Linked DNA regions of Homo sapiens: region 2 is linked to region 1. A link is a loop called in an ENCODE intact Hi-C map of the cell type or tissue named here. Cell type or tissue: mammary epithelial cell. All regions are shown on one strand. Links, peaks and the distances in the headings refer to the core of each region. The heading gives the core; the rest is flanking DNA.

Region 1 (12,014 bases), core at 1-8,000:
CTTCATACACTGCTGGGGGCGCACATGCTGGGAAGCTTCTGTCCGCCCCTTCCCGCCCTCTCTCCTGCTTCTGTCAGCTCTCTGCTCTTGGGGTGACCTGTATAGATTGTAGCAGCGAGTGTTGTGCTTTCTGGCTTCTGGTTGGCCAGTGGGAAGTCCTGGCAAGAGCTCGGAGGGAGGGAGGGGAGAGAGTGAGGTTCAGTATTTCTTCTCCCCTCCCACGCCCCAGGATTCCTTCTGTCTTGTTTCTCGGGCTTCCCCCACACCTTTGTGATTAGTTCCTAATTTGAGTGTCCTGCTTGTTTCCTGTTGGGTGCCTGGATTTAGGATGTAAATTGTTGTAACCTGTCTTTTGGTGGCAGTCTGATGTTTAGAGATGGTCATGGAGTCTTGGGTACTACCCAGAGCGAGATCTAGGAGGAGGCAAGCCAGGTGTCTGTCCACCCGCAGGTGCAGACCTCACCCTCACGGGGCCTGAGGGAGAGGGGCCTCCTCCCTTGTCTTTAGTCGGAAAGTGGTTCTTGGACTTCCTGTGCCTGTGGTCACCTGGCCATGCTGTTCAAATGCAGATTCTATTCAGTAGGCCTGGGAGGTCTGTGAGCTCCTAGGTGATGGCTGTGCTGCCACCGGCCCTCAGCTACGCTTTGAGCAGCAGGGATTTTTTTATTGCGGTTTGATTTGCATTGTTAAAATCCTGGAATGACCTAATCGCCACCTGTTGGGGCTGACTGATTGAACTGTGGTGTGTGATGGGCACTACACAGCTTTTAATAAGTCGGTGAATCAGCTGATATTTATCGAGCACCTTCTGTATATCAAGTGCCCGGGATACATCATTGGAAACAAATGCTTGCCATGTAGAGCTTACATTCTAGTGTGGGAAACAGACGATCCACAGGGTAAACAGGCACGTCTTATGAAATGTTAGAAAGCAACAAGTGCTGGGGGCAGGAGAAAGCAGGGCGAGAGCGTGTCCATGTCAGGGGTGGCAGGGAGCCGCCTGCAGAGGTGATGGGGAGAGCACCCCAAGTGCAGAGGCCTCCGCAGACCCAGAGGAGCCAGTGTGATGGCTGTGTAGTGAGGGAGGAGACCCCTGGATGGGCAGAGGCGGGTGCAGGCCACTGGGAAGACGCGGGCCTTAACTCTGTGTGTGAGGGGCTCTTTGTCCCTGAGGATTTCTGCAGAGGAGTGGCAGGATCTGACTTGGACATTCACGGGGTTGCCCTGGCCACCCTCACTGAGGGAGACCAGGTGGACGTGGGGGCAGTGAGAGGCTGTCATCCTGATCTGTGGGACCAGCGTGTTAGGAGTGGAGATGCTGGGAAGCGGTCAGATCCTAGAAATGTTGTGAAAGTGTTGATGTTGAAAATACCATTTTTGAGACAGGCAGACATGGGTGTGATCTGTTCAACTGGAAAAGGAGTCAACTATCTTTTAGGAACCATGTTTTGAATGTGAGCAAAAAGAATGGTGGTGGCATATGGTAATGACACTAACATGTAATGAGCGTTTCTCTCTAATTAAAGGGGATTTATTTTTATTGCCCTTATCTCTGTTTTCTAGAATGCGCATTATTTTCATGGGAAAAAGAGTCTTAGAAAAGACATTGCTTCTTTCTCTAAGTAATTTTACTGCATGATCTTTATTCTATGAAGTTTACTCATTTGCATTGGGTTTTATAGATATTAGTAGGTAGTTTGTGCTTTATTATGTCTGCAACATGCTTTTTTAATTTTTAATTTTTTTTTTAGCTTGCCTAGCCAACTAGAATGAAAGATCCTTTGACATTGAGTATTGCATTTTTATTTTTCCTGTATTCCAGCTTGTAACAGACACTTCCTAAGTGCTTATTGAACGAATTGTTCTAATTCTTTTAAGCAACGACTGGCCTCTTCCCGAACAGTTTTATTTTTCTAAATCTGCAGAGGGTTATTATTAGCATGCTTGAAAGACCAAAGAATGATTGTCTAATTCTTGAAGGTTCTCATTTGTTCTTCCTTATGCCCTCTGTTCCTGTTACCTTCCCCAAGCACTCCTCCTGCATATGCCGTCAAAGTCCTGAATTGGGGCTGCGGTTGAAGTTGGAGTGTCAGAACACGCTTTTGCCCTTACTGCTATCAGCCTTCAGTCAGATAAGTAGCCTTTTTATATAAATAGTTCCCTCTTGTCTCTGTAGAGCTGGGGAAGGCGGGGTCCCTTGGGTTTGTGTGTATGCTGGATGAAGCAGACAGAAGGGTTCTTCAGGGTATGGGGCCGTCTCTGGACTACACCAGGAAGCCTGGAAAAGGCCCTCCAACAAAGCCTGCCATAGATGATGCCTCGGACCCCACGTTTTTAGTTACAAATAATATACAAATAGTTACTGAGAATTAAAGTTACTTTCTTCAAGGCCATCAGAGTGGTTGGTAACTGTAATGTCCCTGAAAGACTCAGTGTCTTTAATCTCCTAAACCATGTTGAATTCCAGTAATGGGAGGCCAGGGAATGGGCAGAGGACTGATAGTGAATCTAGGGAGCACCTTTTTATCACATCTAGGAGGGGGCTGAGCAGACTCTCTTAGGGACTGAGGGGGTTGAGTGTTTATCTCCTTCAACTCCTTTCCAAGTCATTGTCTTTAAATCTTTCTTTTCTTTTGGAAACGGAGTCTTACTCTGTCGCCCAGGCTGGAGTGCAGTGGGGCGATCATAGCTCGCTGCAGCCTTTACTTTCTGGACTCAAGTGATCCTCTCAGTTCAGCCTCCTGTGTAGCTGGGACCACAGGCACGCACCACCACGCCTGGCTAATTTTTCTGTAGAAACAAGGACTCACTATGTTGCCCAGCCTGGTCTCAAACTCCTGGGCTCAAGCAGTCCTCCTGCCCTGGGCTTGCAGTCCTTTTTCTTTTTGTTGATTGAGGCTGATCTCACGCTCTTGGGCTCAAGCAGCCCTCCCACCTTGGCCTCCCAAAGTGCTGGGATTACAGGCGAGAGCCACCACGCTTGGCCCTTCAATCTTTATCAGGGTTTGAGAAGGGGACTTCCATAAGATATGTCTTAGATTGGGGAGGTTAAGAGTGTGCCAGGTCTCAGGCCCACCTAACTCAGAACTACCACTCTTAGTTACTGGACTGTCTACAGATGCTAGTTCCAGTAGGTAGATCTCTGAATTCTGAAGAAATTGCCCAGTGAAGCCTGACATGCAAAACAACCACTCCAGTCGCTGCCGCTGTATGGTTGAAAACGTACGAAGAACAACATCTCGGAGGAGGCATAGCTTCCCACAGAAGCTTCAGAATTTGTAGGTTTAGATAAAAAGTTAAAAGAGAATGGGAAGGCTAAGCACATTCTAACGTTTTTTAGCTAGGTTTGTTAAGAAATGTTGGTGGTAATCTGAATCACCCTTGTTGATGTGTATATCACATTTTACATAGTTCTAGTCATCACATCCTGGAATGTCAGCCTGGGCGGGCATGCGAGGGCCTGGTCTGATTCCCCTGTGTCCCTAGGGCCTGGCACCATGGCAGCACATAGTAGGCATTTGAGTATTTGTTGGATGCATAAATAAATTCTTGTAATAAATACAGGAAAAAGGTCTTAGGGAACTTGAAAGCCAAATTTTAATATTGATGATCTTGTAAACAAAGTATTTTTCATGTTTTAGTAACATGAAGGTCAGGATTCCACTAAGCAGGAATATGGTGTAACCTCATGTTTCCTGGCAACTAGCCCTTTGCTACTAGACTTGCCACAGGAAGGGAAAGAGCTTACCTAGCATTGTTCATCACTGTCTTGCTAAGGTGGAGGAAAACGAGGAGCAGGGAGCTGAGAAAATAGAATAACTGCAGGAGTTTCTCTTGTCCATAGGGCACACCGTTTGGGGTGAATTGTTTTGCTTGGGGCCACCCAGTGAGTTCGTTTGGAGTTGCAAGCCTCGCTTCCTTATATAGAGTCATTGATACAATTGGGGAGTTTCCTGAGTGGATGATTAAAGCAGTTCTGTATTCATTCTTCTCTGTAAGTGCCAACACCTGGCCGTGATTTCTCTGCGGTCAGCTGGAGACTGACATCCATTTTCTCACAGTATTTACGAGGGAAGGGAACCCTGGTTGGTGAATTCATTCTCATGGTCTTTTTGCCCGAGTCAGCAGCAAGACAGTCACCTTGCCACGGGAGGCAGCGTGTCCCTGTGTTGAACAGGCGGAGAGTCTCCCCTCAGGATACAGCAGGAGTGATTGGAATGATTCTGTTTCTCAGCCTGTCTTGCAGAACATCTGTAATCTAAGCGTCATCACAAAAATTCTTAAGCCAAGAATAAGCAGAACATTAACCAGAGAATAATTGATTGGCATCTTTCACCTAGACAACATTTTTGTGAAATGGGAGTGATTCCTGTGGAGTTTTGTCCATGTTGATGAAAACATGGATGTAGGCCGGGCGCGGTGGCTCACGCCTGTAATCCTGGCACTTTGGGAGTCCAAGGCAGGAGGTTTCTTGAAGTCAGCAGTTCAAGACCAGCCTGAGCAACATAGTGAGATCCCATCTCTATCAGAAATTTTTAGAAATTAGCTGGCCATGGTGGTGCATGCCTGTAATCCCAGCTACATGGGAGTCTGAGGCAAGAGGATGGCTTGAGTCCAGGAGCTTGAAAGCTGCAGAGAGCTGTGATTGCACCACTGCATTCCAGCCTGGGTGACAGAGTGAGATCCTGTCTCTAAAGTAAAAAGTTTTAAAAGACACAGTTGGAGTTTCCTCTTTGGAAGATTACAGGGCAGAGGCCAGGGTGGTCAGTGAGTCAGGAGCTGGTGACTGGCCGGTGGGGCAGGTCTGGACAACAAGCAGCTGCCACACTGTGTGTCACTTCCGTGCTCTGTGCTTTACAGCGCTTGGGACTTTCTTTTTCAATTTTTTAGCTTTTTTAATTTTATTTTTTATTTTTTTGTAGCGATAGGTTTTGCATGTCTCCTGGGCTAGTTTCAAGCGATCCTCTCACCTCAGCCTCCCAAAGTGCTGGGATTACAGGCATGAGCCACCATGCCTGGCCTCAGCTTAAAAAAAAAAAAAAAAAAGCTTTATTGAGCTATAACTCACATATCATACCATGCCCTCATTTAAAGCCTACAATTCAGTGGACTTCAGTCTATTTACAGAGCTGTGCAGCCATCACCACAGTCAATTTTTAAAACATTTTCATCACCCCAGAAAGAAACCCTGCAGCCACTGCACATTTTCCTCCTGCCCCAGCCCCAGCCCCGGGCGGCCACCAGCCCACTTTCGACACCGTGGATTTCTCTCGACGCTGTTGATTTGCCTTTTCTGAACATTTTATGTAAATGGAATCATACAGTATGTTGTCTTCTGCGACGGACTTCTTAGCATCGTTTCTTCAAAGTTCATCCATGCTGTAGCGTGGCATCGTCATCCCTCTAAGCGGCCGAATAGCATTCCCTTTTGCTACGCCCCGTTTTGTTTATCCGTGCCTCAGTCAGTGGCATCTAGGTTCTTTCCATCTTTTGTGTGTTATGAATGATGTTGCTATAAACATCCATGTGCGGGTTTTGGTGTGAACATGTTTTCTCTTGGGTGTATTCCTAGGAGTGGAATTGCTGAGTCAAATGGTTGCTTTATGTTTAACATTTTGACGAGCTACCCGAGTGTTTCTGAATTGGCCGCAACATTTCTGTTCCCACCAATATAACGTCTTTGGGGTCTAACCGTGCTTGTGTTTATCTGTCCTTTGAATTCCAGCCATCCCGTTTTCGGTTTGCCTTTCCTCGATGGTGAATGAGGTATAGCATCTTTTCATGTGCTTATGGGCCATTTGCGTATCTTCTTTGGAGATATGGCTATACAGATCCTTTGCCCATTTTTTTAATTTGGATTATTTGTCTTTTATGCAGACTAGGGAATTTCTTAAGGGGACTGCTTTTGGTTATTGTGTTTCTCACTTATAAACTCACCTTTCAGTAATGAGTCACATACACCTCCACAGCTGTTTTGGTTTTCTGTTGCCACTGTAACAAATTACCACAGGCTTCGGGACTTAAAACATTTATTTGTTAGCTCCTAGTTGCTTGGGTCAGAGGTCTGGGCACAGTGTGGCTCAGTTGGTTGCCCTGAGTGTCATGAGACTAACAGGAAGGTTCCAGCCGGACTGTGTTCCTTTTTGGAGGCTCTGGGAATGCATCGGCATCCAAGTTCATTCAGGTTGTGGCAAGGGTTCAGGTCCTTGCAGCTGTAGGACTGAGGTCCGGTTTCTTTTCTGACCTCCCTCGGCTCCTGGAGGCCTCCCTCCAGTCTTGCTTGCAGCCCCTGCAACTCAGAACCAGCAGCGAGCGGCTCACAAGGAACCTGCCAGACTTTTCCACCTTCCACATCTGCTTGTAAGGACTGGTGACTCCATCAGGCTCGCAGGGTAATCCAGAATAATCGCCCTATTTTAAGCTCAGCTGATTGGTAGCCTTAATTACCTCTGCAAAGACCTTTCACCTAGGTTCCCAATTGATGAATACCCCCGGCCATCTTTAGAATTCTGCCCGTGCCACGGGCTTGTGGCCTGCCTTACAGCCTTCTAGTTACAGGGGACCATGAAAGGGTTGTGAGGCTGGTCAGAGAGAGTAAGTGAAAACGGCAAGCGAAACCTGTGGGAGAGGCCACTTTGAGTCGCCTCCCTCCCTTGTTCGTTTGTCCTTTGCTTTTTTTTTTTTTTTTCAAGTTAGGGTCTCTGTCACCCACGCTGGAGTGTAGTGGCGCGATCTCGGCTCACTGCAACCTCCACCTCCTGGGCTCAGGCAATTCTCATGCCTCAGCCACTTGAGGAGCTGGGACTACAGGGCTACGCCACCATGCCCAAATATTGTTTGTATTTTTATTAGAGTCGGGGTTTCACCATGTTGCCCAGGCTGGTCTCGAACTCCTGACCTCAGGCAATCTGTGTGCCTTGGCCTCCCAAAGTGCTGGGATTACAGGCATGAGCCACCGCACCAGGCTTCCTGTTCTTTATTATAAGTTGTATTTTCTTTATTACAAGCTGTAGTTTGTCTAGCCTCTAATCAGTGGTTCTCCGTTGGAGAGACTATGCTCCCCAGGGGGACATTTGGCAGCGTCTGCAGGCGTGTTTGGTTGTGACACTGATGGGTGCCGCCGGCATCTGATGGTTGGAGATGCTGCTGACTGTCCTGCAGTGTGTGAGGCGCTCCAAAACAGAATTCCCCAGCCCCCAGATGTCAGTACTGATGTGGTAAACAAACTTTGTTCTATGTCAGATGGCCAGTTTTTTAATGGCAGAATTACACTATTATGTAAATAATTGATGTTCTTAATGATGACTCCCCCCAGAACCTACAAAACCCTGACATGCCTGTTAGCTGTGTAGGGAGTCATTCCGTGTTCATTGAATTAATTTTAATACGTTATAGTGAACTACAGTCCCACTTGAAACATTAAGAGCAATCTTACAGTGTGCTAGTACTTTTTCTTCTTTTTTTGTTTAGTTTCCTAACTATGAAAGCAGGTGTTCTAATACATTTGGAACTAATAATTCATGTGTAGTGTACTTATGGAGACTTAAAAATAAAACTAAAGGGAGGGAAGGAGGAATGGAAGGAGGAGATGATAATTAACAAAGAATTCCTTATTCACAATTAATAGATGACAACATTTGTCATAACTTTAGATGTTTCTTCTATGTTCCGTTCTCCTCCCCAGTCCTAATACTGGAACCAAACTGCTTAGACCAGAATCCTGAGTGACCTTGGATCAGCTGCATTCATTCATTTGTTCCACAAACATCTGAGTGCCAGGGGCTGTTTTCAGCATTGGGAATAACAGCAGTGGCCAAAAGTCAGAGTCCATGTTGTCTGCGTAATGGGCAGGTTAGGGACAAATAATGAGTAAGTGAAGAAATATATAATGTCTCCACAGAGAGAGCTGAGGGGCTGGTGTGGGCAGAGCAGAGTGAGTGAGGGCGAGAGAGCAGGTGGACATGGGGTGGCTGGGGTAAGGGAGGATATACAGTCTTGCAGGCTGTGTAAGGATTCTCATTTAAAGTGGAGTATGGGCCGGGTGTGGTGGCTCATGCCTGTAATCCCAGCACTTTGGGAGGCCGAGGCAGGGGTGGGAGGAATCACCTGAAGTCAGGAGTTCGAGACCAGCCTGGCCAATGTGGTGAAACCCCGTTTCTACTAAAAATACAAAAAATGAGCTGGGCATGGTGGCGCGTGCCTGTAATTTCAGCTATCAGGAGGCTGAGACAGGAGAATCGCTTGAACCCTGGAGGTGGAGGTTGCGGTGAGCCGAGGTCGCGCCATTGCGCTACAGCCTGGGCAATAGAGCGAGACTCTGTCTCAAAAATAAATAAATAAAAATAAAGTGGAGTATGATGGGAAGCCATTGGAAAGTTTAAGTAGAGAGTTGAACTGACCCAACTGTGTTTTTAAAAGGGTCATTGTTTGTTAAGTGGGGAGTGTAGACCTCCTCCAGGGGTAGGAGGTGGAAGTGGGCAAGAATGAGAGCAGGGGCATCAGTGAAGAGCAGCAGAGACCCAGACTGACTTGATGGGAGCAGAGGAGGCGGTAAGAAGTCACCGGAGTGCATTGCACATTCCTGATCATTTCTCTAGCCTGAGTTTTCTCATCTGTGAAATGGGGACAGTAATCATGGATGTCTCCTGGCCGCTCTTAAGAATTGAATGAGTTAATGTGTGCTAGACCTGTGCCTGGACAGAGTAGGTGTTCAGTGAATGTTAGCTTCAATATCATTCTCACTGTCACTGCTGCTACTGCCCTTCCCACCGAGGAAACCCTGGCATGAGCTGGATAATTATTCAATTTGTGTTCTGTACATGTTTTGAGTCCATAATCAATATGTATATTACTTGTTTTTAAGAATTTATGGAAATGGCATTATTTTGAATATATCATTTAAAAAATGGATTTGCTAGGCTGGGAGCAGTGGCTCACGCCTGTAATCCCAGCACTTTGGGAGGCCAAGACAGGTGGATCACCTGAGGTCAGGAGTTTGAGACCAGCCTGGTCAACATGGTGAAACCCATCTCTACTAAAAAATACAAAAATTAGCTGGGCATAGTGGCAGGCACCTGTAATCCCAGCTACTTGGGAGGCTGAGGCAGAAGAATCGCTTGAACTAGGGAGGTGGTGGTCGCAGTGAGCCAAGACCGTGCCATTGCACTCCAGCCTGGGCGGCGAGATCAAGACTATCTCAAAAAAAAAGGATTTGGTGAGCAGCACATGTGCGTGCTGTCCATGGGGGTGCGTGAAGATCTGGTTTACTTCTTTCCACCGTCACATTACTTACCATAATTGCTGATCCGTTCCCTGTGAATGCGTATTCAGGTTGTTTACCGTTTTCCCTGCGACCAACAGTGCTGCACTGTGTGTCCGTGTCCACGCCTCCGTGCGCGGCGGCCAGGGTCTCTCCGGGATGTGTACTTAGACGCAGAGTTGCTGGGTCAGTTCCACGCAGGCCCAGCTTTGCCAGGGGCTGTCAACCATTGCTTCTCATGGAAAGTCTCAGCAAGGCTATTAAATGAACTCAAAAACTATCTCCCTTATTTTCAGATGAATGAAAAATTCAGTGTTTGTGTAGATGGAGAGGAGCAGAGGAGTGATGGGAAATGTCTCTGGGATTGGACGTCATCAGGTGTGCTAAGACACAGACGGGACTGTTGTGAGGAAGGAGCTTGTGCTCACAGATTTGTAGAAACAGGAGGCACAGCACACGGGGCCACACGGGGAGCACCAGGCTCCAGGGAGCACCACGCTGGGTCAGGAGGCGGAGGGGTACTTGTGGGCAAGAGCCTCGATTGTGGTTTCTGAAAAGAAATGGGCAAGGCAGCATCCGCGGTTTAGGATTGGCTGGTTTGAGTAATTTCCCCAGCCTCTGTGCTATCAGGGTGGTCCCTGGTTGTCCAGTGCTTGGCCCTGGGGTGGTTGGCAGAGGCATATGGCTGCCTGCAGTGTGGAGCCTGGGCCGCCAATATAGCCCTGCACTCCAACCTGCGCTGAGTCATCTCTCCTACACGCTCCAGCCTCCCTCATGTTTTCTTTAGTGTTTCAAAAATGCGAAGCTCAGGGTCTTCGTGCGTGAGATTCCTTCCACCAGGAAAGCTCCTCCTGCCCCTGCTGCGCAGCCGGCCCCTCCTTAAGGTCTTGTAAATGCCTCCTCCTGAGCCGCCTTCCCCAACAGCCCTCATTTAAGCAGCCTCCTTGACTGTAGGTCCGCTGACTGGCTTCCTCCTTGAGAGCACACTCACAGTGCCGGACCGCAGGCACCTCGCCGATGTTCCTGTCCACTTGCTTTTTGTATTGCTCCTTCTCCAGTGAGCTTGGAAGCCTCATGCGGGCAAGGCCTTGTCTGTCTGGTTCTCTGTTGTGTCCTCGGAGCCTGCCACAGTGGCGGCGCTTGGTGGCTTTGACAGGGGACTGGATTGGGTGGAAGGGGCGAGATTAGACCTGGATACAGTGACGTCCTTGTCAGCCATGCCGAGTGCAGAGCGCCTACTGTATTGTAGGCATTTGAAATGAAACGGAGAATGTTTCCCAGGCCGTGCCTAGCAAGGATGCCTGGCAGTCGTGTGAGTGAGTGCTGTGGAGGGGAGCAGTGCACACCCGGTGCTGTCGGGAGCACAGGAAGGGTGCTTGGGAGCAGTGCGGGGCAGGTCAGGGAACCCTTTCTAGGATGTGTGTTGGACAGGCTGATAAACTTCTGTGGAAGGCCGTTATATGCAAGGAGTTCACATCTGGACGGTGACTGGTCCAGCCTTTTAGAGCTCCTTCCAGCTCTGAGATTCTATGCCACGAAAAAAAAAAAAAAAAGGCAGGAAAAGGAAATAAGGAATTTTTTGGTGGGAGTTGCGGCTTTAAATAGGATGGTCCAGTAAGGCCGCACTGAGAAGGCCTTCCCAGTAAAGACTTCATGGGTGCAGAAGAAATTTCCTCAAAGTCTTGGTTTGTGTCTTTGATTTTATTTGTGAGCTTGGAGAAGCTTGAGCAGGGCTTTATTCTGATGTCTCTAATTGTCTTTAATTCAGATTATAGGAATTCTTAAATGTTGACTTGCAGGGTTCGGGAAGCACACCAGATGGAAACCGAAAGTGCTGCCGTTTTGAGCACCTACTCATTGCACACCCTGGGTCCAGGGTGAGTCTCACTCCGTTCAACTCCTCGGCCACAGATCTCCCTGATCTCAGTCAGGATTCTCCAAAGAAGCACAGCCAACAGGATACATAGATGTATAAAAGGAGATTTATGATGGAGAATTTCACTCACGTGATTCTGGGAGCTGAGAAGTCCCATGTTCTGTGTGGCAAGCTAGAGACCCAGGGAAGCCCGAGGCGTGATTCAAACTCAGCTCATGTCCGAAGGCCTGAGAACCTGGGCAGCCGATGGTGGACATCCAGTCCCAGGGCAAGAGAGGATGAGATGTCCAAGCTCCGGCGGCGAGGCAGGAAATGAGGGGTGAACTCCTCCTCCCTCTGCCGTCTGATCTATTCAGGGTCTTGAGGGATTGGAAGGTGCCCAGCCACTTGGGGAGGGCAGTCCACCTTCCTGAACCCACTGTCCTAATCCTAATGTCATCTCGAGCACCCTCACAGACACGCCCAGGAACGGTGTTGCATCAGGCACCCTGTGGCCCAGTTCAGTGAAATTAACATCACAATCTCCGTGGTCCACACCTTCTGGACAAGGGGTCTTTGCAGATGGGCAGACTTAGGCGTGGCCCCAGATTCCCAGATCTCCTAACGAATACGCTGTTTCCTGCTCCTCCAGCTGCACTCTGACAGCTCACATGGGGCGATTGCCTCCATTTCCATTTTCATTTCCTTCACAGATTGGTTTGCTCACCATCCAGCATGTTTGTTTGTTTTTTTTTCCCCACCTGAGAGCTCTCCCGGAATGTCCCCAGCCTCTCCCTCTGGAGGTATAGCAGATATTGTGGTGGCTTCCTGCAAGGAGCGCTGTGCTGGCATCACTCAGTGATGTCCCCTTACGCAAGCTACACTGACTGGGAACTTCTG
Region 2 (16,029 bases), core at 3,071-11,070, 54 kb before region 1:
GGCTGGGGTGCAGAGGCCGGGTTCTGGGCCCATGCCCTGAGCCACCCACACCCAGGCGGGACATGGAAATCAGAGAACTCATCCCACATCTCGCACTCTCCCTCCTTTAATCCTATAAAGGAGGAAGGGCTAGAATCCATCTCACAGATCAGCAAACTGAGGCACGGAGTGGTCATCTCAGGACCCAGTGAGTGACTCTAACACTCTGCACCTAGAAATACTCCCCACAGGACACACCGATGGTGCCCATGGGTACCCCCTGCAGCGTGGCTTAAAATAGCCCAACATCAGAAAAAAAAAAAAAAAAAAAAAAAAAGGGGGCCTGGTGGCTCACGCCTGTAATCCCAACACTTTGGGAGGCCGAGATAGGCGGATCACCTGAGGTTAGAAGTTCGAGACCAGCCCGGCCAATATGGGGAAACCCTGTCCCTACTCAAAATACAAAAATTATCTGGGCGTGGTGGCGAGCCTCAGCTACCTATTTGGGAGGCTGAGGCAGGAGAATCGCTTGAATCTGGAAGGTGGAGTTTGCAATGAGCCAAGATCGCGCCACTGCACTCCAGCCTGGGCAACAGAGTAAAACTCCATCTCAAGAAAAAGAAAAAGAAAAGAAAAAAAGGACAAATGACCACCAATAGGCCACAGAGCAGCTGGATATGGGACCCAGGGAATTCTGGGCTGGTGAAAAACAGCAAAGCAGCCCCCATGGATCCCGACATGTTCAGGAGGCACTGGCGCGAGGAGGCAGCTGAGGGTAACAGTATGGGCGGTCCGCGTGGGAAGCTCAGATGGTAACTGCGCAGGCTGCGTGTGCACAGAAACGCCTGCAAATGTGGCATCCACGCTGTTACCTCTGGGAACCATAGGATTTTTTTTTCAAGATCTATATTTCTCCCCACTGCAGAGCAGCTGGCTGCATCTAGAAGTTTCTGCACCTCCGTCTGGGCATCAGATGTTTACCTCTGGTCTGCGGGTAGGAGGGTGGGCTGTCTGCCCGCCACTCCCAGCTTCATGCAGGATCTGACCTCCCACTGGCTGGGGCAGCCAGCCCGGACTCCCCAATCTCTGACCTCCTCGGCAGCCTTGTGGGAGGGGCTTCGGGGTGGAGAGGAGGGCAAGGCCAGGAGAAGCTGGGACTTGTCCCAAGTGCAGCCCCAAGGCAGCACCTCCCACCCTCTTTCAGAGATGCTTTGGATCCTGAGCTGTTTCTGGCTCCGGCTGGTGGGGCTGGGCCTCCACTGCTGCCCGCAGCCTCTGTGAAATGGGGCTGAACCAAGCATCTGCCCCCCCATAAGCATCAACAGAAGGCGGTTCCCTTCCATTTAGCATTTTTCTTTTTTGCGTGCTGGTATCGATTTTTGCCTCTTTTGTATCCCCGAGGGCTACAAGCAATTTTCAGACACCATCCCTGCCTCATGGGCTCGGAAGAGAAGCAGGATCAACGTGTGTGGGAGAGTCCGAGGGGGACCCAGGGCAGGCTTATGCCAGCCTGGGCAGAGGCCCAGCTGGAGAAACTGAGGGGCGGGGGCCACTTGGGGGAGGACCCTGGCCAGCCTCCTGCCTGGACGCATCTCACAGCCCCTTTCTCTCCATCATCGCCCTGCCCCCAATTCCAGGCCACCATCACCTCCCACTGGATACAGCCAGGGTCTCCTGTCCACTCTGGTTCCCTCTAACCCACTCTCCTCTCTGTTCCCAGAGGGGTCTTTCTATATGCAAATATGGACAGGAAATGTCCAGGGCTCCCTGCTGCCTTCTGGCAGAATCTGCCCTCTGTAGCCCGGTTTCCAACACTCTGCACAGTCTGGTCTCTGCTTCCCGTGCTGGCTTTACCACCTTATCCCTACACACACACACACACGAATGCATGCATGCACACATGTTCACACGTGTACATGTACAAATACACATGTGCTGCACACATGCATATGCCCACATGTATGCACACATTCACACAGAGACACACATACGCACACGCACATGCACGCAAACGTGCACTTGTGCAAATGCACTTGTCATGCACAGATACACACATGCACACTCACAGACACACATAGACATGCACAAGTAGACTTGTGTGCTGCACACAGGCATGCACACATGCACATGGCCACATATGTCCACATGCACACACACATTCACACACATGCACGTGCAAATGCACTCATGCACAGATACACTCATGCACGCACACACATGTTCATATACACATATGTGCTACACACAAGCATGAACACATGCACATACCACATATGCCCATAGGCACACACACATACATATGCACATGCAAATGCACTCAAGTCATGCACAGATACATGCACACTCACAGGCACACATAGACATGTACAATTAGACTTGTGTGCTGCACACAGGCATGCATACATGCACATGGTCACATATGTCCACATGCACATACACATTCACACACATGCGCGTGCACATGCAAATGCACTCCAGTCATGCACAGATACACACACGCACACTCACACATATGTTCATATACACATAAGTGCTGCACACAGGCATGAACACATGCACACACCACATATGCCCATATGCACAGACATACACACATGTGCATGTGCAAATGCACTCGAGTTATGCACAGATACACACATGCACTTTCACACACACGTGCATATACACATATGTGCTGCTCACAGGCATGCACACATGCACATGGTCACATATGTCCACATGCACACACACGTTCACACACACATGCACGTGCAAATGCACTCGAGTCAGGCACAGATACATGCACACTCCCATGACACACATATCCATGGACTACACACCTGTGCTTCACTCTGGCATGCACACAGCCACACATATACATGTGCAAACACACTCAAGTCACACGGATGCACACGTGCGTCCACACACACACACACATTCCAGTGACAATGAGCACTCTGCTACCCTGCTTCCCTGCCTCTGATGGGCCACCCCTCTCCCATGTCAGGCCAGTTCCTACTCCTTTCAAACTCAGCCATGGTAGCGTTTGCCCGTGCACATCTAACTAGGGGCCCCGCTCCCGGAAACACAGGCAGCTTACACTTCCTGCCCCTTTGAAGAGGCCAGCTGCAGCCTGTGTTGCTTCCCAGATCAAGGTGGAATTGGCCACGAGGGACCCTCTAGTGCTGGCTCCTCTTTCACAGACCGGTCCACATCAAGAGGGGGCACTAAAAAGCAATGGACCGGCCGGGTGCGGTGACTCATGCTTGTAATCCCAGCACTTCCGGAGGCCGAGGCGGGCAGATCACCTGAGGTCAGGAGTTCGAGACCAGCCTGGCCAACATGGTAAAACCCCATCTCTACTAAAAGTACAAAAATTAGCCAGGCATGGTAATGGGCGCCTGTAATCCCAGCTACTCAGGAGGCTGAGGCAGGAGAAGCTTAAACCTGGGAGATAGAGGTTGCAGTGAACCAAGATTGCACCATTGCACTCCAGCCTAGGTGACAAGAGTGAGACTCCGTCTCAACAAAAAAAAGAAAAAAAGAAAAAAAGGAAAAAAACGAAGGACAGCTGCCCCAGGGCATTGCAGGGACCCACAGCCAGGCTGTGTGCCTTGATGTTCTAAGCAACTTTGACTTCAGAACATTTTTTACTGCACCCACCCCCACCACAAAAAAAGGCCAGATCACCATCTTCTGGTGCCCAAAACCCCGTACTTCCTCCATGAACAACATCCCCCACTCATCCTAGGACCACCTGTTCACACATCTGTACCCCTACCCTGGACAGCACTAAGCTGTAAATTCATGAAGAGCAGAGGCTGGTCTTGGGTATAGATCCTCCAGCAGGGCCCAGCAGAGAGTAGGAGTTCAGTAAGTGATGTGGAATGAATGCATGAATTAAATAAAAGTTGGAAATAGAGTTCGGGTGCAGTGGTTCACATCAGTAATCCCAGCACTTCGGGAGGCCGAGGCAGGAGGATCGCCTGAGGCCAGGAGTTTGAGACAAGCCTGGGCAACATGGTGAAACCCCATCTCTACAAAAATACGAAAACGTTAGCCGGGACTGGGCATGGTGGTTCACGCCTGTAATCCTAGCACTTTGGGAGGCCCAGGCAGGTGGATCACTTGAGGTCAGGAGTTCGACACCAGCTTGGCCAACATGGTGAATTCCTGTCTCTACTAAAAATACAAAAAAATTAGCCAGGTGTGGTAGCATGCTCCTGTAATCCCAGCTACTTGGGAGGCTGAGGCAGGATAATCGCTTGAACCTGGGAGGCAGAGGCTGCAGTGAGCCGAGATCGTGCCACTGCACTCCAGCCTGGGCAACAGAGCAAAACTCTGTCTCAAAAAAAAAGAAAGAAAAAAAAAGATTATGCGGGCGGACATGGTGGCACGTGCCTGTAGTCCCAGCTACTCAAGAGGCTGAGGTGGGAGGATCACTTGAGCTCAGGAATTCCAGGCTACAATGAGCTATGATTGCACCACTGCACTCTAGCCTGGGCAACAGAGCAAGACCCTGTCTTGTAAGAAAATAAAAAAGAAAGAAAATAAATAGAACTGGACTTTGAACGATGGCTGGGAGAAAGTGAGGCAGATGTTCATACAGGGGTCCCCTCGCAAGTAAAGGCAAGAGGCAGAGAGGAGACGAAAAAGGAAGGTGCTGGGGGTCAATTGGCTGGGTGGGGCATGGCAAGAGGTGAACCTGGGGGGCTTAGGGTAAAGGGCTCCCTCCGTGAGTATTTCTTTTTTTTTTTATTGTTATTATTGAGATGGAGTCTCGCTCTGTCTCCCATGCTGGAGTGCAGTGGTATGACTTGGCTCACTGCAACCTCTGCCTCCTGGACTCAAGCAATCCTCCCCACTCAGCCTCCCAAGTAGGTGGGATTACAGGTGCCCACCACCACACCCAGCTAATTTTTCTGGTTTTGGTAGAGATGGGGTTTCACCATGTTGGCCAGGCTGGTCTGGAACTCCTGACCTCAAGTGATCCACTCACCTCAACTTCCCATAGTGCTGGGATTACAGGCGTGAGCCACCGCGCCCGGTCCTCCGTGAGTATTTCTGAGCACTCATTGAATGTGACCTGCGATGCCTGCTCCTGCACCAGGATGCAATTCCAGGACCTGGTCCCCAACCTGGAAGTTCAGGACCCAGCTCACCTCACTGGCAGGGCCCAGGCCAAGACCAGCCGGGGCACAGCCCGGGCACAGCTCCACGGGGCAGCCAGCATTCTCACCCTCTTGCACTGGGCCCTGACACTTCCAAGGTGACATCCTTCCCAGTCCTGTGTGCCCTTTGGTGGGACCAGGGATGCCAGCCCCTCCCCAAAGTGACCCCTGGAGGGGCCGGGCTATTCTCTGCTGGCTCACTGGGCTTCTTTGTGAGTTGAAATGTATTTTTTTTTCTCTTTCCTAATTAACTCCCTGCCACCCCACTTGCAGTAAAGTCTGATTTATCTCTGGCTCTCTGCATTCCGGGGACGGGCTATTTAATCTCAGCCGCGTGGACTCCAACCCACTGTCTCAATGAAATGCAGATCCTTCATCCTGCCAGCATCCTGCCAGCCCCACTCCATCCTCCTGCTGCCCGTGGGCTCAGCCAGCCCAAGCTGCCGCTGCCGTAAATTCTCTTTTATAATAACACCCTTTGCCCTTTGGCCACACCTGTCAGCACGGCCTGGGACTCTGCCGGGCCACAGCTGGCTGCTCACTTCTCTGGGCAAACCGGGCCTCAGGCAGCGCCCCGCTGGGAAGCCAGCAGCTGCCCCCAGGCGTCCACCTGCCTGGTCCCCTATGGCCAACACTCTTGGTGCTCAGCCAAGTCTAGAGGTTACCTGCAGGCAGTCCCCACATGAGCCCGCTGGGGTGTCCTCAGGCCAGGACCACACACAGACCGTTCACGGGGCAGGCCAGACCAATCTTTCTCCGCATGAATCAGCTCACTGCACTGCTCCTGCACCAGGGAGGGGCCGGAGTGGTACAGGAGGCTGATTCACGGGGAAAAAGAAGCCTGATTTGTAACATCCGCTGATGTCTGTGGTGTCAATACTCCCACCGTGGCTGATGGCCAGATAGTGATGTGATGCCTGTGAATGCCACATTGGGAGGAAAATCCCAGGGCTCCGAGACACCTCCAGGCAGGAGGGGGCGGGTCAATGCCGCAGCTCCTCACGCCTCACGGGGGCAATTCTCAAGCACATTCCACACAGCCTCTTGGAGGGAGGGGTGCCACCAAGACTGAGCCCCAAGTGCCTGCAGCTACAACCTTCTCTTGTGAGTTGAATTATATTCCCCAAAAGATATGCGCAAGTCCTAACCATTGGTAACTGCAAACATCACTTTATTTGGAAATAGCATCATTGCAGATGTAATTAGTTAGATGAGGATACACTGGAGTAGGAAGGGCCCTAGCCCGGTGAATGGAGTCCTTATCAGAAGAAGGAACTTGACCGGGCACAGTGGCTCACGCCTGTAATCCCAGCACTTTGGGAGGCCGAGGCAGGCGGATCACTTGAGGCCAGGAGTTTGAGACCAGCCTGACCAACATGGTGAAACCCTGTCTCTACTAAAAATATAAAAATTAGCCAGACATGGTGGCACATGCTTGTAATCCCAGCTACTCAGGAGGCTGAGGCAGGAGAATCGCTTGATCCTGGGAGGTGGAGGTGATCCTGGGAGGTCAGCCGAGATTGCATCACTGCACTCCAGCCTGGGTGACAGAGTAAGACTGTGTCTCAAAAAAAAGAAGATGAAGATGAAAATTTAGACCCAGACACACAGAGAGAACATCCTGTGAAGACACAGTCGCACCCATGCATGGGGAAGAAGGTCGCGTGATGACGGGGGCAGAGATTGGAGCGAGGCATTCACAAACCAAGGAATGCTGGGAGCTTCCAGAAGCAGGAAGAGACAGGACGGATCCCCCTAGAGCTTCCAGGAGGACAAGGGCCTGCAGACACCTTGAATTTGGGCTTCTGGCCTTTAGAAAAGTAAGAAAACAAACTATGGTTGTTTTCAGTCACTCCGTTGTGATTTGTTACAGCAGTAAAAGGAAGTTCACATGCCTTCCATGTCTTACCCTTAATAGCCTTCCTCCCGCCCTGTCTCAGCTCTCACGTCTTTATGGTGTTCCTGGGGTCACCTCCCAAATAAACCACCTGAACCTGTGTCCTTGTCTGAGAGTCAAGGAGCACATTGGACTCACAATCTGAAAGTCCTGCTCCAGGTCCAGCCTCACCATGCCCAGGTGTGGTACCGTGGGCAAATCCCACACCACACCCCACCCCTGCCTCATCATCTGTAAGTGGGACATTAAGGACTCCAACAGGAGAAGGTTGCTGTGTCGGCGGGTGCAGTGGCTCACGCCTGTAATCCAGCACTTTGGGAGGCCAAAGTGGGAGGATCACTTGAGGCCAGGAGTTTGAGACCAGCTGGGCAACACAGGGAGACCCCATCTCTACAAAAATTTAAAAGTTAGACAGGGCTGCTGGTGTGAGCTTGTGGTCCCAGCTACTCAGGAAGCTGAGGCAGGAGGATCACTTGAGCCCCAGGAGTTTGAGGCTGCAGTGAGCCACGATGGTGCCACTGCACTCCAGCCTGGGTGTCAGAATGAGACTTTCTCAAAAAGCAAAACACAAAACAAAACAAAACAAATGGTCACTGTGAATGAAAGTGTTGTGGCCTGAACAGATATGCAGTTGTGTTGACAGCCTGCCCAGGAAAGCTTGCATCAAAAGCTCACACAGCCAAGTGACTTTGACCCTCCCTTCTCCTGTGGTCCTCTGAGTCCCTAAAGGATGACTGGCAGGCAGGTTGCCCTCATCAACACATCACCATTTGGGGCCTCCCAAGTCCCCACCCAACATTCTCATCCACCTGCCTTTGGTCTCTGATGGTTCTTGGGGGTCTTCCTCCCACAGAAGCAGGGGTTTGATCAGTTTTGGCCAGGTGGCTGTATCATCCCCGAAGAAAGCAAAAGGACCTGTATGTTACCCCCACACAGAACAGAGTAGATAAAGCAAGGATGGAGGAGAATAAAATCTACTTCAATCTACCGTCATTATGAAAAACATTGTTTCATCTCCCGCAGGCTCTTCCTGAGTTTTCCCATGATGCCCAACTCTTCTCTTAGTTATGGTGAGTTCTTTTTTGTTGTTGTTGTTGTGGAGGGATTTTTTTCTCCTCCCTACACTTGTCTTCCATGGCCCGTACCTCTCCACCGCATCTGACAATCTGCACATGTTTAAAACCATGTTGGACATGGGGTTTAAATTTCTTCCCAGGAGACTCCTGGGCCATATGCAAATCAGAGGGCTGTGGCTAAAGCCAGGAGGAGCAAACAGGAAAACAACAGAAAGGATTTTCTAATTCCATAGGCCAGTCTAGATCCTGTACATGAGTCAGCTTTGGCTGCATAACAGCCGCGAAAACCTCAGCTGCAGAAAACAGTATGTATTTCTTGCATCCTGATGACTTAGACTGGACTCCCTGGGCTTGGCTCCAAACTGCAGGTGAGGCTCAGCCCTGTGGCCTGGCAGGCTAGCCCAGGGCTGTTCTTCTCATGGCGAAAAAGAGGTGGGCAAGAAGGCAAGCCCCATTAAGAAGTGCGTGTCAAGCCTCTGCTCCTGCTACATCCCCCTCAACAGCCCACTGCCCAAAGCAATCTCTCAGCAAAGCCCAAACTCGAGGTGCAGGGAAGGGAACAGTCATGAATGATAACAGCACCCGCCACTGCCCACAACATATGCACATCACAGAGTTTGGTGCTCCAGTTCTCATCACAGCATAAACTTGCTGACCGAGTTTCCGACAGTTGAGACCAGACATCATTGACTTTGCGGGAAGAAAGCCCTGGCTTCTCTCTACTGAAGTGTCGCTCCAGTCTGGCCTCTTGCCAGGACAGAGGAGGTCATCCCTGACGGAACTGTGATCAGCGTCTCTCAGCCTCAGTCCCTGCTGACATATCCTCAGAACCTTGCTATACTGGACCTCACAATGAATAATCAGGCGATGAATAATCAGACCTCTTCTCGCCATGGCCAGAGCCTAACTGGGGAGACAGGTGAGCCTGCCCTCCATGCAGAAACAAAAATAAGCACCAGAGCAAAGGTACAGGCCAAGTGTCCTGAACACTTAAGGATGGGGTGGGCCGGGCGCGGTGGCCCACGCCTGTAATCCCAGCACTTTGGGAGGCCGAGGTAGGTGGATCATCTGAGGTCAGGAGCTCGAGACCAGCCTGACCAACATGGTGAAACCCCAACTCTAATAAAAATACAAAATTACCCGGGCGTGGTGGCACATGCCTGTAATCCCAGCTACTTGGGAGGCTGAGGCAGGAGAATTGCTTGAACCCAGGAGGCAGAGGTTGCAGTGAGCCGAGATCGCGCCATTGTACTCCAGCCTGGGCAACAAGAGCGAAACAACATCTCAAAAAAGAAAGAAAAAAAAAAGGATGGGGTGAGGAAGTTGATGCATGCAAATGGGAAGGAAGGAACATCTGGGCTGGGTTTCAAAGGGTGAGTAGGAGTCTGACAAACAGGAGAGGAAGGACACATCCTGGGGAGAGCAAGAACAAGGCCTGAGCATGGGCAACTTACATGGCTTTTTTTTAAATTATTTTTTGTCTGTTTCAGGATTTGTGTGCAGGGCAGGACCATCTTGCCGGAAGCGTGCTGTTACCATGGCACCCAACACGGCATCTGGTGTTACGTGAACATCCTCCTCTGACTGCGAACAGATGGGTGGATTGTTTTTCCAGAAGGATGAGCTCTATTTCATGATGAAAATCACCCAGGTGTTTTTGCACAAATCATAGGTTTAGTCCCCCAGATGCGTTTTTTACTGAAGTCTCTGGCTGTGTTCCTCACAGCCCAGAGGCCTGATGTGCTCTCTGTCTGCATTCAGCCACCGTCTGGGTGTGGGACTCAGAGTGAGCCTCAGCCCAAGTACCGCCACCCCATGTGGAGTGAGGAGATTGCACTAGACCGGTGGTGTTTCTCAAACTTGGACCACTGGTGTTTCTCAAACTTGGACCACTGGTGTTTCTCAAACTTGGATGGGTGTAAGAATCATCAGGAAAGTTCATAACATGCGGATTCTTGGACTCTACCTCCAGGTATATTTTGATTCTACAGGTCTGGGCTTGAGGCCTGAGTATCTGTGTTTCTAATAAGCTCTTGGGGGATGCTGCTGGCTTAGGGTCACTCTGGACTCAGACCCCAGACCCCTGCTCACCTGGACCTTCTCCAAACCTTGCACTGGAGAGAAGGTTCTTGAACCTCATCCTGGGGCAGGCACCCATTCCCTGAGAATCCCACTCTACCAGACCTCAAAATGAATAATCAGGCAATGAATAAGCAGATCCCCTCCCACCATGGCCCCAGCCTAACTGTGGAGACAGGCAAGCCTGCTCTCCATGCAGGAACAAAAATCAGTGCTAGAACAAAGGCACAGATCGAGCTGTATCTGGCAGGAGTGGTCAGAATGCCAGAGAGAGAGAGCTCAGGCAGCATTCCCAAGGCAGGTGGTAGACCCAGGGCCCCAGGGAGCGTTCAGCCAGTGGCAGGGGTTTGGGTTGAGCTGGTCTGCCCACTGGAATCAAAGTGGGCTGGGACACAGGACCAGAGTCCCAAATACAACCCTCGGGCTCTGCAAGCCTGGCCCATGTCACGTTCACTGCGCCCGCAAGCCATGAGTCCTGCCCTCAACTTGCGCCTGTGATGCTGTCCTCATCCAGTCCCAGAGAGATGATCCACCTCGGGGCCCTGCATAAGCCCTGGCCTCTGACACTCAGCCCCCATCTCCTTTACACTGGAAATGTCTCAGGTGTCAGCCCTCTCCAGGAAGCCTCCCTGACCCCAGTCCCTTGGTCGGTGCTCCCTGACCCCAGTCCCTTGGTCGGTCCATTGCCTAGGATGGAGTGCAGTGGTGCGATCTCATCTCACTGCAACCTCCGCCTCCCAGGTCCAAGCGATCCTCCTGCCTCAGCCTTCCCCGTGGCTGGGGCTGCAGGCAGGCACCACCACGCCCTGCTAATTTGTGTATTTTTAGTAGAGATGGGGTTTCACCATGTTGGCCACGCTGGTCTCAAACTCCTGACCTCAGGTGATCCACCCGCCTCAGCCTCCCAAAGTGTTGGAATTACAGGCGTGAGCCACCGGCCCCGGCATTTGGTCAGTGCTTTGATGCATGTGTCACATCAGCCTTTGTGTCACCGTCGGGGTGGCCCTGGAGGTGCACGGCTCTGCTTTCCCTCCCAGAGTCACCCTCCACAGGAATGCAGTAGCACCTGGGGCCTGGCAGCTCCTGCCCCACCCGGGACCTTGCTAGAGCTCCCCGTGGGCCTGGAGAGGACTTTCTCACAGCTGCACTGCAGCCTGGGGCTCCTCCCACTTAACCCTCCTTCCTTCCTCTTCTCCTCTGGCAAACACAAGCCCTGCGTCACGGTTGGAAGTTGGTCCCCGCCCACCCTGCATCCTCTCCCTGTATCCTGCTTGGGCATTGCGTTTCATCAATCTCTTGCTCATTTCTTCTGTCTTGACGTCTGCCTCCCAGATGACCAAAGTGACACAGGTAACGAAATGAGTCTCTCTAATGAGTTCCCTAAAGTCCTGGGCCTCCGAGGGCTGCAGGCCCTGCCTCCTCTTACTCATCGCTGACTCCAGGCACCTGGCCTAGAGCTTCACAGGGGCTCAATAGCTTCCTGTCCTGCTCAGGCAGAGAGGGGCAGGCAGGGAGGGTCTCACACTCCAGGGAAGGGTGCTGCCTTTGCAGAGTTGAAGTGGAGTGTGTAGGGGGTGGTGGGGGAGTCCTGGGAGACCGTCAGCCACTCCTTGTGCACGTGGGAAAGGGGGACCCGGACAGGACGGGAGGACGCAGGGTGTGAACAGCATCGGACCCCACAAAGCACCCCTGGCGCACAGAGGTAAGGTCTGCTGGCTCAGGTATCACTAAAAGCCACAGAGTGGCTCACCAAGCCCAACAGGGCCCAGACCAGGCGCTCAGCTCTCACTAGGTCCGATCCCCGCCTCGCCTCTGAGCTGTAGCCCTCTGTGCAGGGGGGGCGCACTCCTGCCCATGGCAGACAGACCCCTCCACTGGGACACACGGGGCCACCACAGCCCAGCGCCCTCTTTCTCCTCCAGGCAGGGTGGACTCTCCTGGGTGGAGACTGATATGGTGAGGCTTTGCGCCTCACCCAAATCTCATCTTTTTTTTTTTTCCTTTGAGACTGAGTCTGGCTCTGTCACCCAGGCTGGTGTGATCTCGGCTCACTGCAGCCTCTGCCTCTCGGGTTCAAGCGATTCTCCTGCCACAGCCTCCCACGTAGCTGGGACTACAGGCACGCACCATCACTTCTGGCTAATTTTTGTATTTTTAGTAGAGACAAGGTTTCGCCATGTTGGCCAGGCTGGTCTCGAACTCCTGACCTCAAGTGATCTGCCCACTTCGGCCTCCCAAAGTGCTGGGATTACAGGTGTGAACCACCGCACCCGGCCCCAAATCTCATCTTGAACTGTAATCCCCATAATCTCCACTGAGTCATGGGAGAGACCAAGTGGAGGTCATTGAGTCACGGGGATAGATTTCCCCCAAGCTGTTCTCGTGAGAGTGGCTGAGTTTTCAGGAGATCTGATGGTTTTACAAGGGGCTCTTCCCGCTTCACTCAGCACTTCACCCTCCTGCCACTTTATGAAGAAGGTCCTTGCTTCCTCTTCACCTTCCATCATGATTGTAAGTTTCTTGAGGCCTCCCAGCCATGCTGAACTGTGAGTCAATTCAACCTCTTTTCCTTTATAAATCACCCAGTCTCAGGCAGTTCTTTATAGCAGGGTGAAAACAGACTAATACATAGGCCTACCCCTTGGGCCACGTTACTGTTGCCAAAGATGTGAAGAGGTCCGGGTTACAGGACCATGCCCCTGGGTGGGTGTGTGGGTGGGTGTGTGGGTGGGTGTGTGCACGTGCGTGCCTGCAATGCTCCTGTGACTATGCGTGGCTGTGGTGTACGTGCGTTCGTATGTGACTCCATGGGGTACATCCGCGTGTGTATGTGTTTGTGTATGGCTTGGAAAGGCCCCACCAGAACTGGAATGGAACATGGGGAATCCCCTAGAGGAAACTGGAAGCCTCTGCTTTAAGGGTTATGATATGTTAATTCGCTGCGTTTAATCATTCTACGACGTATACATGGATCGAAGCATCACACGGTGCCCCTTAAATAGACGTAATTATTATTTGTCAATTACAGAAAGAAAGAATTGCCCTAAATTAATTAACAAATGCAGCATTTGCTAGCGAACTAGGAAATAAGGTGGAGAAAACAAGATTTAACCCTTATTTAAATCGAGACATCTTGTATTTTGAAAATGCAATCGAGTATTTTATTTTTAATAGAGATGAGGTTTCACCATGTAGACAGATTTTAAGTGTTCTCACTACAAAAAATAATAAGCATGGGAGGAATGCATATGTTAATTTGCTTGATTGAACCATTCTACAAGGTATGCGTATTTCAAAACATTGTGTTGTACATGATAAACATATCAATTGCTATTTGTCCATTTAAAGTAATATAAATAGCTGGGCACAGTGGCTCACACCTGTAATCCCAACAGTTTGAGAAGCCAAGGCAGGAGGATCACTTGAGCCCAGGAGTTCAAGATCAACCTGGGCAACAAAGTGAGACCCCCATCTCTACAAAAGTCAAAATAAAATTAGCCAGGTGTGGTGGTGAACACCTGTAGTCCCAGCCACTTGGGAGGCTGAGGTGGGTGGATCACTTGAGCCCAGGAGGTAGAGGCTGCAGTGAGCTGTGACTGCGCCACTGTACTCCACCCTGGATGACAGAGTGAGATCCTGTTTCAAAAAAATTTTTTTAATTAAAAATATAAATAGGCCAGCACAGTGGCTCACACCTGTAATCCCAGCATTTTGGGAGGCCAAGGCGGGCAGATCACTTGAGGTTAGGAGTTTGAGACAAGCCTGGCCAATATGGTGAAACCCTGTCTCTGCTGAAAATACAAAAATTAGGCTGGTCGCAGTGGCTCACACCTGTAATCTCAGCACTGTGGGAGGCCAAGGCAGGTGGATCGCCTGAAGTCAACTGTTCCAGACCAGCCTGGCCCACATGGCAAAACCCCTCCTCTACTAAAAATACAAAAATTAGCATGGTATGGTGGCACATGCCTGTAATCCTAGCTATTCAGGAGGCTGAGGCGGGAGAATCGCTTGAACACAGAAAGCAGTTAGCTGGGATTGCACCACTGCACTCCAGCCTGGGCAACAGAGCAAGATTCTGTCTCAAAAAAAAAATTTTACATGTATATACATATATATGTGTGTGTGTGTGTGTGTGTGTGTGTATATATATGAATATTTATAGGCTGGGCACAGTGGCTCACACCTTTAATCCCAGCACTTTGGGAGTCTGACGCAAGTGGATCACCTAAGCTCAGGAGTTTGAAACCAGCCTGGCCAACATGGTGAAACCCCGTCTCTACTAAAAATACAAAAATTAGCTGTGCATGGTGGTGCTTGCCTGTAATCCCAGCTACTTGGGAGGCTGAGGCAGGAGAATTGCTTGAACCCGGGAGGCGAAGATTGCAGTGAGCTGAGATCACACCACTGTACTCCAACCTGGGCAACAGAGCGAGACTCCATCTAAAAAAAAAAATATCTATCTATCTATCTATCTATATATATATATATATAGAGAGAGAGAGAGAGAGAGAGAGAGGCATTTAACAGGAAGAAAAGAACGCAAAATTGTGACCACTATGTTATAAAGGAAAATGTAGTACCCCACCCCCAGGCTGCAGGGGAGGAGGAAGCCCACATGTGCTGGATACCTGGAGATAGGTGGTGATATGGTTTGGATGTGTGTCCCTCCAAATCTCATGTTGGAATGTGATCCCCAGTGTTGGAGGCAGGGCCTGGTGGGAGGTGTTGGATCACGGCAGGCAGACCCCTCACGAGTGGCTTAGCCACATTCGCTTGGTGATGAGTGAGTTTTTGCTCAGTTTACATGAGATCTGGTTGTTTAAGAATCTGGGTTTAAGAGCTCTGGTCGTTTAAGAGTCTGGGGCCTCCCCCTTCTCTCTCTCACTCCTGCCGCCTGTACCTTCCGCCATGATTGGAAGCTTCCGGAGACCTCACTAGAAGCAGAAGGCAGCACCGCACTTCCTATACAGCCTGCAGAACTGTGAGCCAATTAAACCCCTTTTCTTTATCAATTACCCAGTCTCAGGTACTCCTTTATAGCAATGCAAGAACAAACTGGCACAGATGGCACCCAGGGAAATGGGAAGCCAACCCAGGGAATGGGAAGTCAACCTTCCACCCAGGGAAGGGCACATCTCACTAACACAGAAGGCACCTGGCAGGGGTCCAAGAAAGACGGTCCCCAAGTCTCCCATGGCCCCCATGGGAGCACGGGAGGATGTGAGGCCGGGAAATTAGTCAGGGACTGCTAGCAAGATGCAGAGAAAATGCCCTCCACAGAGAACCAGGCACCTCTGGGATAACCAGCATGGAGGGTGGGGGATGGCACATGACAATGTCCCTCCAGGAGACATCTGTGTTGGAGGGGGAACTGGAGCCTCCCCAGGGCCATAAGTTTATACCACCCCCTAGAGCATACCTGCCACGCCAGGTGAGCAAAGGAATGCTCAGAATTGAGCTTAAATGACCAAGTTCATCTGGAATTGGCCAAGATGACATTTTCCATCATCAGTCTGAAAAGGGGCTGGAAATAACGATTAGGTTGGGTCACAGAAAAACACAGTCCTAGCCGGGTACAGTGGCTCATACCTGTAATCCCAGCACTTTGGGAGGCTAAGGTAGGAGGATCCTTTGAGCTCAGGAGTTCAAGACCAGCCTGAGCAATATGGCAAAACCCCGTCTCTACAAAAAATATAAAAAATTAATGAGTCAGGTGTGGTGTCAAGCACCTCTGGTCCCAGCTACTCAAGAGGCTGAGGTGAGAGGACCGCTTGCGCCCTGGAGGTTGAGGCTGCAATGAGCTGTGATCCCACCACTGCACTCCAGCCTGGGCAACAAAGCGAGACCC

The links. Hi-C counts contacts between places; a loop is a spot of excess contacts. Peaks named below come from ENCODE experiments on the same cell type or tissue, not always from the same donor. Only the 100,000 strongest peaks of a DNase experiment are listed, where the experiment ranks them.
Region 2: a loop joins it to region 1, with 2.4 times the contacts of the local background. A loop is called at or near these places in 4 of 110 quality-filtered maps.

What each region holds. Positions count from the first base shown.
Region 1 is chr7:2,813,434-2,825,447 of GRCh38, reverse strand. The region is part of intron 1 of GNA12 (G protein subunit alpha 12); the gene reads left to right. Among named protein-coding and RNA genes, the nearest start is that of GNA12, 25 kb to the left of the region's middle. RefSeq lists enhancers at 345-987, 3,062-3,751, 3,752-4,441 and a silencer at 11,606-11,808. In mammary epithelial cell, for the core only: a CTCF peak has its summit at 3,869; DNase peaks (open chromatin) are centred at 3,437, 3,987, 4,697 and 5,987; H3K27ac peaks cover 4,373 bases.
Region 2 is chr7:2,866,126-2,882,154 of GRCh38, reverse strand. No RefSeq gene overlaps it. Among named protein-coding and RNA genes, the nearest start is that of GNA12, 30 kb to the right of the region's middle. RefSeq lists enhancers at 7,468-8,048, 9,880-10,531 and silencers at 11,338-11,557, 12,505-12,709. In mammary epithelial cell, for the core only: no CTCF peak of the experiment used is centred there; DNase peaks (open chromatin) are centred at 5,974, 7,824 and 8,364; H3K27ac peaks cover 1,685 bases.